2 separate regions of the Homo sapiens genome follow, and region 1 is linked to region 2. Evidence: chromatin loops called from intact Hi-C (ENCODE). Cell type or tissue: MCF 10A. All regions are shown on one strand.

Region 1 (8,000 bases), 760 kb after region 2:
CCTTGATTTTCTCATCTAGTAAATGATCTAACTAATACCTAGAATTAAATAGGGTAAGCTGTAAAATTGTCGAGGTAGATACATAGGAGGTGCAAACACAAATGCTAACCTCCTTGTTTGTAGTTATTCTTTCTAAACCTTCAGATTGTATGGATCAAGCTAGTTTCTTGGAGGCTGTGCGTGAGGACTTGAGAGATTTTATCTGTGGCCCATGTTTCTAACCATCTTCTTCTTCAAGCGGAGTCCTAGTGGAAGTCAAGACATGCATAATGTATTTTAAATAGTAGTTACCCTCCAAGAGTACGTTCTGCCCATAGTGATCACTGTAAAAGGCCTAGATTTTTCTCTAGGGCTACGAGCAGAGAAGTCCTACAACAATCCTCAGATTCTAGTCCCCGTGGAAAGGGTCGTGTTAGGACTTCTCTGCGTGGGGCAATGCCGGGCTTTAAAGCCTGGGATGAGGGCGAGTGTGTCTATTTTGAGAAGGCAGGTTGGTGTCTACAGAGATGGAATTAGACTAAAAACAAATGCCTGGGGAGCTGGGAAGAGACAGGAGACGAGGGCTTGGCTGTTGTATTCCAGGACAAATCTTTTTCTGGGTGAATTCCTTGCTGTGGACCCAGCTCAGTCCTGAATCTGAAGGGAGCATCTTCTGGCAATCACTAACAATTGCTGATAACTTGTCTTCCTTTGCTACATCTATAGACCACTTTTAAATAAGGAAATGGTACCATCCAAAATATCCGACTGCTTAGAACAAGTTATATTATTTTGAGGGAGCATGAAACTTAAAAAAATTTTCTATTATGTATAAACTTCTAACGGTGCTTTTTAAGGTTTGTGCTTAAGCATGTCTCTAATGGCTGAGGAGAGTGATGGCTTACTTCCAGGTTCAGGAAGCCGGGCCTCAAGTGGCCTGTACTAAGCACAGCATTTCTCTGAAGTCGTAGACTTTATGCTACATTCTAGATTTAGGGTTCTATTTCATTATGTCTGCATTTTTAAAATACAAAAATAATAATCTGGCTCCAAATATTAGAGTAAAAGTGATGCCTGGCATGCCCCACATATGGGATCCTGGCATGCATAAATTATAAAAGCACAGAACTATATTAATATTAAAAATGAGGGGTAGTCCCTGATTATCCACTCAGAGATGAAGGTGAAAGTAATCTAGAGACAGGTTAAATAGAGGGAAAACTGACAGAGTTGAATGAATAATAATCATTAATTCATTTACTCACTCAACAAATGCTTATAGTACCTGCTGTGTGCTAAGAACTGAGCGAGGTACAATGATGAACAAATGAGACAGAGGTGATCACAGAAAAACATGTAAAGCTGCAATGGTAAATGAAGGAGAGATCCATGGAGCAAAGAAGTTCTGTGGCTGGGAGAGTTGACCTCTTCAGGAAGATCAAGGACAGCTTCCCCCAGGAAGTGTCTCTTGACTTGAATCTGAAAGATAAGGAAATAACTAGGCAAAGAATGAAGGAAAGGGCTTTCTATAAAGAGACAGCATAAATGAAGCTTTTGTAGAGGGAGGGAGAATGCCGTGCATGAAGGGCTTTTTTTCTTTCTTTCTTTTTTTCAACAGAGTCTTGCCCCGTTTCCCAGGCTGGAGTGCAATGTCGCGATCTCAGCTCACTGCAACCTCCGCCTCTCGGGCTCAAGTGATTCTCCTGCCTCAGCCTCCCGAGTAACTGGGATTACAGGCATCTGCCACCATGCCCAGCTAATTTTTGTATTTTTAGTAGAGACCGGGTTTCACCCTGTTGTCCAGGCTGGTCTTGAACTCCTGACCTCAGGTAATCCACCCGCCTCCGCCTCCCAAAGTGATGGGATTACAGGTGTGAGCCACCGCACTCGGCCGGATGAAGGACTGTAAAGCGAGTTTGGTTTCACAATAGAGAGTGAGGGAGAAGGCCGCATGAAGTGAAATTGGAGAGACAAGGCCCCAAAGGGCCTTGTATTCCCTGTAAGCTTTTTCTCTCCTTATCCTAAAAACAATGGAAAACCACTGAAAGATTTTAAGCCAAAGAATAACATGATTGGATTTGCATTTTGGAAAGATTACTCCAGCTGCTGCTCAGAGGACAGAGTGGAAGGCTGCCAGGATAGATGCTTGAGCTAAATTAGAAGTTACCACCAGAGGTTGTTGTGAAAAGCAATATTAGCCAGGATTAAGGGGGTGATAATGGTGCTGGTGGTGGTAATGGTAGATATAGAAGAAAAAGGGTTTTAGAAGTATTTATGAGCTAAAACATGCAGGATTTGTTGATGGATTAGAAATGGTACAAAGGGGAAAGAGTTGACAAGAAAGGCTCTAAGATTTCTGGTTTGCACACCATTCGCTAAGATCAGAAACACTTGAAGAAGGCCAAGTTTGGGGGAGAAAATGGTGAGTTCAGTTTGGAGCTTCTAATTTTGAGGTGCTTTTGAGATATAGTAGAGGAGATGTCACACACGTATGAAGGTGAGAGTCAGGTCAGGTCTGAACTGCTGATTTAATTTTGGAAGTCATATGCATGTTGGTGGAATTTAATGCCAAGAGTATGAATAAGATCACATAGGAAAAAGTACAGGGTGAGAAGAGAAAGGGCCTAAGAATGAGCTAAGAGGAACTTCAGCATTTAATAACAGAGTAAGAGGAGTCGGAGAAGTAGTGGGGAGAGGTAGAAGAAAAAGCAGAATATTATAATTTCTGAAGCCCAGGGAAAGAAGTATATAAGAAGAAACTTGTTTGAGTATCCTATGCTGCTGAGAAGTCAGTAGTGATGATAACTAAAATGTATCCACTAGATTATGTGACATGGAAGTCAAGGGTGATAGCTGTTTTAATTTCTCTGGAGTGTTAGGTAAAAAAAGCAGATGGAGGGAGTTGCAGAGGGAGTGGGAGGTAAGGAAACAAAGAATGCATATAGGCAACTTTTAGAAGTGTGGGCATGAAGACATGAAGAGAGGGTGGTGAGGAAGCTATGAGGAGTCAAACAAAAATATCTTTTTTTCCCTTACTTTAAAACTTTTCGTTATGGTAACTCTCCAACATAAATAAAATGAGAGAGAATAGCATTATGAATCCTCATTTACCCACCACTCAGTTTCAACAGTGATCAACTCGTGACCAAACTTGTATCTGTAGTTCCACACATCTTAATTGTTTTTTTAGTGGGAGATACTTGAGTTTCTGTGAAAGCTATTGGGAAGGAAATCATTAAGAGAGAGAGAAAGAGAGAGAGAGAGAGAGAACAAGAGCAAGTACATAAATAGAAGCCAAGGTTTTTGGGAATGTGATAGGGGATCAGAGTGCCAGAGAAGGCATTAGCAGTGGGTAGCTGGAGGGCCAGCTCCTCCGTGACCCTTGGAAGGAAAGAAGGTAGATGTTTAGATGAAGATTTGCATGTTGATATCTGGAAGATGAGGAAATTCCATCTGATGACAGTGGCTATCCTTCTTCTTTTAAAGTAAGTAGCCATGTCTTGAACAGAGAATAACTGAGAAAAAGAGAAGGTGTTGGATGTTTGAAAACAACAGAGAAATTTGGATTAGTTACTGTGGAGAGTGAGAGGATGATAATAATATAGCAGAGAAATGCAGAATATTTACTAGGCGGTGTTAAGGACCCATTTGGAGGTACTGGACTGCCTCTTATAAACAGATGCAATTCACATACATATATTAATAGGTGTCTATTTAATTTGTATGTCCAGCTCGCCAATGTTTGCCGTCATAATACAGGGTGTTACTCTATTCTCTGGTGGAGGAATGTGTCCACACGCATGTGTATATGTGTGTTGTACAGAGGGCAAGGGTATATGGATTCCACAATCTACTGAATGTATGGTCAGAATATATATATCGCAAAAGAGATGATTTTAATTCTTGAAATGTGGGTGTGTCTGAGTCCGTTCTTTTTCACATTCATTGGTTCAGGGCGCCACCTGCTGGGAGGCTTGCACAATGTCACCAGCCAGCTTTTCCAATGCAAACTCTAAATAAAATATCTTTTTTCTTGGTAAAGTCATTTTTTTTTCTTTGAGACAGAGTTTTGTTCTTGTTGTCCAGGCTGGAGTACGATGGCGCAATCTCCGCTCACTGCAATCTCCACTGACTACAACCTCCGCCTCCCGGGTTCAAGTGATTATCCTGCCTCAGCCTCCTGAGTAGCTGGGATTACAGGTACCCGCCACCACTCCCAGCTATTTTCTTTTTTTTTTTTTTTTTTTTGGTATTTCTAGTAGAGATGGAGTTTCACCATGTTGGCCAGGATGGTCTTGAACTCCTGACTTCAGTTGATCCACCTGACTCAGCCTCCCAAAGTGCTGGGATTACAGGCGTGAGCCACCACGCCTGGCAAGTCAGTGATTTTGCACACACAGCATTTGCCCCCATGAAGTTTGAGTTTCATGTTTTTCAGATACTATTTTATTTTCTGTATTTTGGGGTCAAAGCAGGAACATTAAAATACGTTCTTTCCCGACTTGATTTTGGTCTTTTGGTGAAATACCACGTCTTGCCTGTTTAAATGCATGTGTTGTCTGTAAATCTCATCCATGATCTATATATTCAAGAAGAGAAATAAAATTTCAGACTTTTATCTGAAATACCATTAATAAGAAATAGATTATCTGTTAAAGGTGTTTAAAGTACAGATGATCCAACTGTGTAGATTGAGCAGTATTATTGAACAGTCTCCTAAAATTTGGATTTTGTTGTCCGCCCACTTTCTATCCCAAGTTATTCTCCTCTAGGTTCTCCAACTGAAATGAATATGTCTTCATAGTTTCCAAGCTGATCTCTAAGGAATCTAATCTGCTACAAATTATTTTTTTAAATAGTCTTGTCTTAACCTGAGTATAGTGTCCTTTAAAACTTTTCCTCTAAGATCCTTGCATCACGCTACTAAACTGCTCCCAATTTCTAGATTTTCATTAAATAATTTCTTTCCTTCAAATGTACTGTATGACAAAGTTCAGAGATAAATTATTCTAATTACTTCTCCTGTAATTCAAAAACTCTTAATTATGATCATTATATATGTATACACACACATATGTATACATATACATATATATATGCACAAATTCAGTCATGATACACACAGAATTTAGAGAAACACAGTATAAAGTGTACCGAATCATTCCCCAAGGAAAATAGCATTAGTTCATCTACTCATCCAGTCTTTATGAAGTGCCTGCTGTGGGTCCGGAACTTTGAGAGGCACTGGAGATGCATTGGGAATAAGACAGGCATGGTTCTGGGTCTTAAACTGCTTGCTCTGGAGTGTGGAAGACAGACATTGATTAGGTCATCCCAACACATTATGGAGGGTTCACTCTTAGGGGAAGTACAGAGAACACCATGGAACATCTGGAAGCTGGAGGATCATCAGGGCTTCCTGGAAGAAGTGGCATTAAGCTGTGAAGGAAGGAGAGAAAAAAAGCACTCCAGGCAGTCTGTGAGACTGACATCTAATGCCGAGAGCCAGATTGTGGAGGAACTGATAAACCTTCTTAAGGAGTTAGGATTTTATCCTAAGAGAAAATACCAGCCAATGACAGATTTGAAGAGTGCGTGCGTGTGTGTGTGTGTGTGTGTGTGTGTGTGTGTGTGTGTGTGTGGTGACCAGGCTTAGATTTATAGTTTGGAATACAGTTTGAAAAGATTATTCCAGAAGAATTTGGAGAAAGACTGAAGGGAAGCTAGGTTGGAGACAGTTTGAGGGTATATGTGATATGGTGTTGGCTTGTATTAGAGAAGTGGAGAGAAAGAGAGAGAAGAGGATAAAACTGAGGGTCATTTAATATATCAAATGAATAAGACTCAGTGGAAATCAGCTGTAAGAGGCAAAGGGAAAAGGAGAGCCCAGGATGATTCCCGGCTTTCTGGCTTGAGCAAATGAGTGAATGGAAGTGCCTTTTAATGAGAAAGGGGATAGGTAGTGGAAGTAGATTCTCAAAAAGGCCAGGGAAGATGAGTATTTCCACTTTAGACATGTTGAATTTGAGGTGTCAAATATGTACCAGTAGATATGTCTAATGGGCAGCTAGATATATGAGCCTGGAACTGTGAAGAGAAATCTAGGTCAGAAATACAAGTTAGGAATGATCAGTCTGTTGTGAGTAAATTGATGTCTTGGGAGTGGTCAATATCTCATAGAAGGTAAAATAAGAAAAGAAGAATGGCTAAGAAGAAGCCCTGAGGAACCCATCATTTAAGGAATCATCAGAGGAGGTAGAAGCGAGCAAATGAGACTGGCCAGATAGGCAGGAAGAAAACTAGGAGGGCTGGGGCCAGAATCAATGAACAGATGCTTTTAAAAAAGGGTGCACGAGCCATAGTGTCAAATGTTGCTGATAAGGGCCGACGTTTCCTTTAGGATTTGGTAATACATGGGTTGTCAAGGGAAGCTTCAGTGGAGTGACAGAAGTGGACATTAGTGAGTTCCCAAGTGAGTGAGAAGTGAGGAAGGAGAAGCAAGGAGTGTATACAATTAAAACATTTGTTGTGAAATGGAGTTAGTGGATGGGATGGGAGCTGGAGGGAGAAGTGTGTGGTTTAGGGAGTGGTTTGTTTGACAGGGAATGGTAGTGAATGTTTAAATGCTCATGGAAGTTATCTCATAAAGACAAACATTGAAGGAACAAGAGAGAGGAGTAATCAATAGATAGTTTAGTATTTGAGGAGGCAGTCAGAGATAATGATAATAGTAGTAATGAAAGTTGTTCCCCTCTTATTCAGTAACTGTTCTGAGGGCATGATTCCATTTAATTCCTACACAGCCTCTCCTACAGAGGTACTTTTTATTGTTATCCTGTTTTTTTGAGATAAGGAAACTGAGGCATAGAATGGTACTCTGAGTAACCAACATCACATAGTAAGTGGTGGAGACAGCATTGATACCCAGTCAATCTAGCTTGAGACTTGCACCATTAACCACAGTGTCCTATTGTTGGGTTCACAACCTGGCTGTAGACTCAACCCTTAGTACTGTAACTGAAGAGAAGGTGGATAGAGCAGGTACAAATGCAGTTGTCAGCTTAGTTAGCATCATGAATTTTCTAGAGATGCCATAACAAATTTCCCCAAACTGGGTGCCTCAGAAATTACAGAGATTTATTCTGTCAAAGTTTTGGAACCCAGAAGTCCAAAATCAAGGTCAAGATGTAAGCAGATTTTCACTCCTCTGAACAAGCTTCTTAGCTTGGGTCTGCATACTTCCAAACTCTGCCTCTGTCTTTACCTGGCCATCTTTTCTGTGTCTCAGATCTCTCTCTGCATTTCTCTGTAAGGATGCCTGCCATTGGATTCCAGGCCCGCCCTAAATCTACAATGATCTCATCTCAAGATCCTTACATTAATTACATCTGCAAGATGCTTTTTACAAATGAGGTCACATTCATAGGTTTTAAATGTTAAAACCTGGGCATGTCTTTTTGGGGTCCACTGTTCAATCCACTGCAGTTAGGAGATTGGATGAGTTTCTGACAAGTGGACTTGATAATTTCTGTGAGGTAACAATGTGGGTTATTTGCTGAGAATGTGTCCCAATGTAGAGGGATCAAACATATAAGGGGAGTGAAGAAATCTTGAAGTATCATTATTAAAATATGAAGAGTGAGCTGACTAGGAAATGTAGTTTGTGGAGCAGTGTGGAGAACCAGATGAAGTTTATTGTCATGAATTTATAGTTGTGTGATTTTCCCTAGCAATGATTAGCAGCCCGGGTGCAAACACTGAGGAAGCTGAGAGTTAAAGTATCTAGATCCTGGAAAGAGGGGGTGTGGGAGGGAAGGAAGGACAAAGGCAGAGGGGGTTAGGATACTGGCAAGTGGCTTTCCATGGAAGGCCATAGAGGTGAAGAAGTCGGATAGAGGACTACTGGCTTGGTCAAAAGCAGTCAAAAGAGTGGGAGTAACTGAGTGAACTCGCTATAACGATACTAGGCCATTCTCCAAGTACAGAATATTTATTACTTTAAACACACAAAAAAATCTGGA
Region 2 (8,000 bases):
TCTGTTTTTCTTCCTCTGTTCTGGCTCAGGCAGTCCTTGCTGTGACTTCCTCTTGACCTGGGTACCAAGGGCATAGGAAACAGGAGATGCAGGCTCAGCCCTGGAGGAACCTGCAGTCTGGCGGACACTTCAGCACAAGGGAAAACCTGTTGGAGTCCTTGAAAACAGACAGGAAAACAAATGGAAAACAATAATACTTTCCATCTGTATTCCAAAGCCCTTTCACATACGTTATTATCCACAGTGGAGACCACATACGTGATCTGGAAAACATGGAATGGTGGAGTGACTTGGAGTCAGGCAGTTGTATTCCGGAAAAGTATCCATCTCAATCTGGTCTGCAGTCCTGTCCTTGAGAGGTCACCTTGTTCGGTTTTATTCATTCTTCATCAAATGCACATTGCTATATTGTTCCTACTACATGTGCCAGGCACTGCACCTTTTCCCTTAATTACATACAAAACTCATGATCCAAAGCCATCCACCTTTTCCAGTTATTCCCAATGCTTAGCCTCAATCCCACCTACTGAAGTTTCTATTCATTTCCTCTTATTCTATTTTTGGTGGAAAGGGGAGCCGTAGCTCACCACCTACCATATAATAACCCTTCAGAGGCTGTTATTAGGCATCCTTGGGGCTGCTATATTTACCTTTTAATAAATCCAAGCTTTTCTGCTCTACAGTATTGGGGCTGGCTGACGCTGTAGAGGGAGACTCCCTGTGTAAGCCTTTTGCTGGCTGTGCCGGGCAGTGAGGGAAATGCACATATAGCATTGTTCAATGTACAGCACAGAGACAGCTGGAAAATAATTGTCCAATCGAGTGTGAAAACCTGATACAGGAGTAACAGGTGCTGGGGTGTCTGGTTGGTAATGGCAGATCAGAGAGAGCTTTCAGAACACTGTCCAGGGCTTAGGGACCTGGAAAGCATGGTATATTTCCCTGTCTACCCTGTTCCTTTATCAGCTGCTGATTCCCAGGCTTGGGGAGACCCAATGTGCCTGGCCTATTCCTTCAAGGTAGCCCAGTTTAGAGAGGTGTGGGGCATGTGGGCTCCTCCAAAGTGAGGTTTGAATCAGCTTTATCATAAGCCTGGAGTCATCCAGTAGTCCTTGTAGACACTACCTTTTAGAGATAGACGTCTACTCTTGGGACTGAGATGAAGCTGCCTGTCCTTTGGGAATGGAGGTTGTGTTCGTCAGATTCTTAGTTACAAGCAACAGAGCCAGAATTCCAATTTAAGTAAAAGAGAATGTGTTAAGAGGGTTTTGGAGAGCTCACAAATAGGAACAAAAGAAGTTTCTGCAGCTGGAACCAAGACCAAAATCAAAACCTAGAACTGGTCTGGCAAGGACCCTGATGCACTGTTGCACCCCCAAAACTGCCAATTCCTTACATAGGGTGCCGCTGCTGGTATCGTTATCAGTGTTGCCCAGACGCTGGGTCTGGCTGCCAGTTCTGTTTGGGTCAGAAAGGTTTTCCTTGTTCTGCCTTTTGGTCCACTAGTTCCCTAGTCATTGTCAGTCCAGGGCCATCTCATTGGCTAAGCCTAGGTCCCTTGGCCAGGCTGAGGTGAATATTTGATGTTTTCAGCTTCTGTAGTTGGAGAAGAGCACTATCTCCCACAACTCATTAGATGGGGAATTTGCCAAAATAGGAAGTTAGTAGGGGGTTAAAAAATGACTAAGGCACACTAAAAGGGTCTTGGGAGAGAAACAGCCAAATAGTGGGTATTATGAACTGGTTTGCTTGATTATAGCTAGTAATCATTTATCATTCACCCACTGCCTCAAGTTTATTGGGCATCAACCACATGCCAAGCAGTGGGTGAGGCACTTTTCCATCCTTTATATCCTGTGGTCCCACCATAACCTTGTAAGATTGTGGAGACACGAAGGAGGTCAAACAGTAGCGTCATTTGTGAGAAAGACTTGAAGCACAAGCTGAAAAGATTGGAGGCAAAGGGGACACTGTGCGTGTCTCAGGGGGCAAGCCCAAGTTGCCCCACAAGAGATTGTCCTCTTGGGAAACTGGTACTAGGCAGATAATGAGAAACTGTTGCTTCTCTCCTCCTGCCATTCCTGCTTCCTTTATCCTTACTTCCATACTATGTGGCCGACTTGGCCTTCAGCTTCAGGGACTACAGAAATGCTCTTAAAAAAACCCCACAAAAAACAAAACAGTTTTGTTTTTAATTGACACATAATGATTGTACACATTTATGGGGTATAGTGTGATGTTTTGATACATGTATATACATTGTGTAATGATTGAATCAGGGTAGTTAGCATATCCATTACCTCAAACACTTGTCATTTCTTTGCAGTGAGATCACTCAAAATTCTCTCTTCTAGCTAGTTTGAAATATACAATGTAAATTAATATACATTGTATACATGTATATTTATATATATTATTGTATACATGTATATTAATATACATTTATATATAGTAATATACATTATTGTTAACTCTAGTCATTCTATTGCGCTATCAAATACTAGACCTTGCCATCTCATTTAATCTTATAACATTTATATTTCTCAAAATCCTCTCCTAGATATTGTGTATCTCTTTTGAGATATACAGTACATTATTATTAACTATAGTGGCCTTTCTGTGCAATAGAGCACCAGAACTTATTCCTCCTATCTAACTGTAACTGCGCACTCACTGACCAACCTCTCCCCATGCCCCTCCCCTTCCTCTCTTCAGCCTCTGGTAACCACCATTCTACTCTGTACTTCTATGAGATCAACTGTTTTACACAAATGCTGCTTTATGCAGAGCTCTTTTTTTTGCAGAGACCCTTCCCTGCTCTGTGGGGATGCCCTCCATCTGTTGCTCCTTGTCCCCTATGGTTCAGAGTTTACACAGCCGCTTTCCCTAACTGTTTCTTTTTCACATGCCCACCCACTCCCCCAGCATGGGCTGGTGAATTGTTGACTTCCCAGGGTCTGGATGCCACTCAGTACTGATGACCCAAACTTTCTGCCTCTTCCTGCAGCCACTAAGCACAGCTGGCATCCTGAGCTCCTCTTCTGCCGCTTCCAACAGGTCAAGGAATAAGGCTCGCTATCGGACCAAAGCCGTGAGCTCTGAGGTGGATGAGAGCCTCTTTGGAGATATCAAGGTAATCCTCAACAAGTCCTTTCAAGTTGATGCCACCTGCAGGCAGAGGCCCAAAAATGTAGCTCAGGGCAAAGCTTCTGCTGAGTAACCTTGCTCTCGTAGGTAACTCTCAGACTGAAGACAAAGGGGAATTCTGAGACCTGAGCTGCAGAGCTTTGGGATCTAGTGGGGCCTATGTAAACAGGGACACCTAGCTTCTTCCACCCTAGAATCTCTCATGTCTTCACAGTGTTTAAAATCTGTTATAATGTCAAAAGGGAGGCTCAGCTGCAGAGAGTGCAATAGTTGCTCAGTTGAGCTCCATGATGGAAACATTGCAGGGCTGATGGGCTAAGCTTGCAGACAATAGCAACATCTTCCCCGCTCCATCCAAGGATAATAGCATCAGAGTACAACACAAAACCATCCTCCTTTCCCAGTTGCTCAACTAAAACAATTACTTAGCTTTGGGAAACGAGCAGGTCTTTATTTGCAAGTGTTATCTAGACCAAGAGGTGGACAACTCCTTTAGTCTAGATAAAGAGAGCTAGATAGTAGAGCTTTGACTGATTTTGGTACATATGGAGTTTAGTAGGTAAGAAGGAAGAGAGGGAAGGAGAAAAAGAGAATATGACATGGAGAGAAGGGCAGTGAGAGATTAAGAGAAGGGGAAAAGAGAAAGAGAGACACTAGTAGTGACCTGAATGCCTCTGCCAGTGGGGAAGGTGGGGAGAGGAGTGTTGATGTCTGTCCCTGCTCTTCAACATCTTCATTGTGAATTGAAGAGGACTCTCCAGAGGGATTGAGATAGGCTTCTTAATCCATTTAGAAGACTCTCACTCTGCAGCAGTTTTCCTGTTGGTAAGGGAAAGGATCAACAGATGCATTTATTTTTTATTATTTTTTTAAAGATAGGGTTTCACTCCTGTCACCCAGGCTGGAGCTGGAGTGCAATGGTACAGTCTCGGCTCACTGCCACCTCCACTTCCCAGGCTCAAGTGATTCTCCTGCCTCAGCCTCCCAAGTAGCTGGGACTACAGGTGCACACCACTGCACCTGGCTAATTTTTGTATTTTTTGTAAAGACAGGGTTTCATCATGTTCCCCATGCTGGTCTTGAACTCCTAAGCTCAAGCAATCTGCCCACCTCGACCTCCCAAAGTGCTGGGATTACAGGCGTAAGTCTCCCCACCTGGCCAAAATGCAATTTCACTTACAGACATTTGTATTGTTGTTGTTGTTTTGGGTACATGTGGAGTTTTCTAGTCAAAGCAAAGAGAGATTTGGAATTGGCTGAGTTCTCCAGGAGTAGTCATGCTGGCTGGCAAAAGGGGGCTATCAGAAAAATGCTTGTCTCTTGTCCAGTTTCTTTGGCCTCATTGATGGGTAAGAGTTCAGGAAGTCTCTCAATGGGCAGTAGAGGGCAGAAGTGGCCTGTGGCACGACTGAGTTGTGCCCACGTGAAAGCAGAGATGGGCACCAGGTGGCAGCAGCACACAGGGGACTGTGGGTGCAAAGTGAGGTAGGACAAGTGGGGCCATCCCCCTGCCTCTGGTCAGGAGCACAGTGGCTGCATTAATGACACATCCTTTCCTGTGTTTAGACATTTTCTGAAACAGGTGATTTCATTTAATTGTTATCTAACTCCTTCAGGGTCGGAGAATTTTGAAAAAAAGAAAAAATCACACAGTTAGTCTGTGTTCTTGCTGAATTCTAACTCACTGACCTCCTCACCACCAACTCAATGAGCTGGCAGAGAGCTACCCTTAGATCTTAAGGGTAGGCCTCTGCAGGTCATTTAGCGATTTCTAACTCCCTGAATATGGCTTTTTGTGGGGGTTAAAGTAATTTAATCGTAAGAAAGAATTTAAAATTACCAATATCAAAGATTGTAAGAGTCTGTAACAAATTATATTGCTTCAAACCCACTGTGTGGTCCTAGAGAGATAATTATTTCTTCTTTCATAAAGGAAAATCTTTCATGGAGAGAGGAAAACCTAGAGAACAGAAATTTACTTTAATTCCTGATGATTTTAGACTAAGTATAGACACACACTAGTGACCCCCACTCCTTGTTATCCCTACCATTCTGCGAGGAATATCTGTATAAGAACAAGAGACTTGTTTTCAGAAAAGCTGGTCAGGGCTGGGCATGGTGGCTCACGCCTGTAATCCCAGCACTTTGGGAGGCCCAGGCGGGCGGATCATCTGAGGTCAGGAGATTGAGACCAGCCTGGCCAACATGGAGAAACCCCGACTCTACTAAAAATACAAAAATTAGCCAGGCATGGTGGTGGTCGCCTGTAATCCCAGCTACTCAGGAGGCTGAGGGAGGAGAATTGCTTGAACCCGGGAGGTGGCGGTTGTAGTGAGCCAAGATCGTGCCACTGCACTCCAGCCTGGGTGACAGAGCAAGACTCTGTCTCAAAAAAAAAAAAAAAAAAAGAAAAGAAAAGCTGGTCGGTACACATCCAGCCATGCTCAGATACAGGGCATCACGCTGCTCTATCCTTGAAGTTAGGACTGACCAGCAGGAAGTGGGGGTGACAAGCTTCTAAGCTATTCTTTCTGAACTCATAGTCCCCAGCCCAGGGCCAGAGCGACAGCCCCATTGTGCTGCTCCGAGATAAGCATACCCTTCAAAAAACTCTCACTGCTTTGGGCTTGGATCGCAAGCCAGAGACCATCCAGCTCATCACCCGGGACATGGTCCGAGAACTCATGTGAGTACACCGTCCCCTGCCCTTCTATGTCCAGTCCTCATCCTTTTGCTAAGGATCTTTGTAGGGAGATGGGTAAACCCACCTGGTTTCATTCTGTCAGTCCAATCCCCACTTCTTTCCTATTCGTTTTCCCCTTTTTGTTTGATAGTTCTTTCTTTCTTCTCCATCCTGGCCTCTCTTGTTTCTCCCATTGTTGTATCTATTATTGCCACTGTCCTTTATTCTCAGCTTCATTGTCCTTCCTTACTTCTAGCTGGCTGTGTGAGCTAAGGGACTGGTAGAGAGGAGGTGCTTAGTGAGTCCTCTCTAAGTCCCCATTAGTACCCTCCCTAAAGGGAAGTGATCCAGATGAGTCACTTCCTTTCGGCTGCATTAAGAATCTGAAGCAAAGGGAAACTGACCAGATGCCTAATTAGCCCCCTGGCTTCCTCCCAGACTCTAAGGCCATAGGAAGAAATTCACAGGGGCTCCCTGGGTTCCTTTGGGATTAGCTCAACCCCACTTCCTGACTAGAGCTGCCCCCAGGCTTGAGCCCATCCTGTGGGACTTAGGCCTAGCTCAACCATGTGCCATGAGCCAACACTGTGCTCAGTGGTTTAACTCTTGTGTTAGTGCTTCACCCTCTACAACCGTTCTCCCTGCCCTGGCTCCACCCACTAAAAGCCCTAATTCCCAGAAAATCCTACCTGTGTCACAAGCTGGAGAGGCACATCTAGCACACACCCCGGGAGCTGTGTCGGACTGCGGCCCCTTACTGAGCATGTCTGGTCAGCCGTGGCATCAAGTGGCCAGATGTGGCTAGAGCCCTGCAGCCACTCCTGGAGCCAGAGGAAGGGAGGAAGGGTTCCTTCTTGGAGCCATCTAGTCCTGAAAACACGTTGGAGGACAAGTGGCTGGTTATTTTTCAGGGATGCTGAAAGCAGTATAAACTGCTGTCTTAGATTCGGATCACTGCTGGTCACTCCAGATCCTAGGCTGTTTAGGGCCACGTTGCTTTGTGAAACACAAGATCTTGGCTAAGCTGCAAATCTACTCACTCATTCTGTCCATCTCCTGGACCACCCTCCCCCAACACACACACATTAGTTTTATTAGATGAGGTTTCACTTCCTGTCTCAGATGTCTGTGTCTTATTGGCATGTACCTGTCAAATTGGCATGTACCTGCCTCACCCAGAAGCAGCTTTCTTCCCACCCCCCTAACTACTCCCTCCCCCATCTTTAATATATGTCATTTGCTTGTAATCATTATAATTAGCGATTGGTTTGTTGAATGCGTTGGATAGCTAGAAAGGAGAGGTCTATAGACATGTCTCTGGCTATTGTTGATCACAGATTTTAATTAATATTTACAGTTCAAAGCTTCTCTCTAGGCTGGATGGGCAGGGAAGCTTAGGTTTCTAACTAGCATCTATATCAACCTTGTCTGGCGTCCCCTTGCCGTTTTTATGTCATCCTTGAGGAATAATCTGTTTTTAAAATTTAATTCAACAGCTTTGTTTTGAATTCTCACTCTGTACCAAGCGCTATGCCAGAGACTAGGCTACCAGTGTGGTTAAGACAGAGTTTGTGTCCTGAAGGAGCTCATAAAGGAAACAGAGCTGCCCAATTGGCTGTGATACAGGCAGTAAGAACAGAGTGCAGTGTGGGCTCAGAGGAGGAGGTGATCTATTGGTCCTTGGTGGGGGGGCAGAGTGGGCACATGTGGACATGATGGGGGGTCTCAGCTGCACAGAGAAGGTAACATATGAGCAGGACCTAATAGAAAAAGGACTTAAAATGTCTCTTTTTAGCCTTCAATGCTACCTGACCCCCCACTTGGAACATCTACTCCCCAGTGGACCCATGGCACACTTGCCGTCTCTTCTGCCATTGGGGGAGTCCACTGGCATGATGGGAAGAGGGGAAGAGAGCAGAGAAGCCTGAAGTGTGGTGCTGAGAGCTTTCCCTCTCCCCTCCCTAACTCTGTTTATTCTTGTGACAGTGTTCCCACAGAGGATCCCTCCGGGGAGTCCCTAATCATCAGCCCTGAGGAGTTTGAGCGAATCAAATGGGCATCCCATGTCCTGACCAGAGAAGAACTTGAGGCCAGGGACCAGGCCTTCAAGAAGGAGAAGGAAGCCACCATGGTAGTTAACCTCCCTAAGCCTTCACCTCTGCAGATGGGT

The links. A loop is a pair of places that touch in the nucleus more often than their neighbours do. Peaks named below come from ENCODE experiments on the same cell type or tissue, not always from the same donor. Only the 100,000 strongest peaks of a DNase experiment are listed, where the experiment ranks them.
Region 1: it touches region 2 in a loop (6-fold over the local background); 8 of 110 quality-filtered maps call a loop at or near these places.

Annotation. Positions count from the first base shown.
Region 1 is chr1:159,128,422-159,136,421 of GRCh38, reverse strand. It overlaps a transcript of AIM2 not described here. Among named protein-coding and RNA genes, the nearest start is that of TRR-TCT4-1, 9.3 kb to the left of the region's middle. In MCF 10A, a CTCF peak has its summit at 3,945 (motif pointing left); a DNase peak (open chromatin) is centred at 3,931.
Region 2 is chr1:159,888,313-159,896,312 of GRCh38, reverse strand. It overlaps CFAP45 (cilia and flagella associated protein 45), which reads left to right. Exons shown (of 12, transcript NM_012337.3): 2 at 3,008-3,133; 3 at 5,691-5,833; 4 at 7,817-7,961. It overlaps LOC124904434 (a long non-coding RNA gene), which reads right to left and starts at 6,101. Exons shown (of 3, transcript XR_007066678.1): 1 at 5,916-6,101; 2 at 3,812-3,966; 3 at 3,087-3,168. RefSeq lists enhancers at 6,405-6,524, 5,728-6,927. In MCF 10A, a CTCF peak has its summit at 4,550 (motif pointing right); DNase peaks (open chromatin) are centred at 4,562 and 6,222.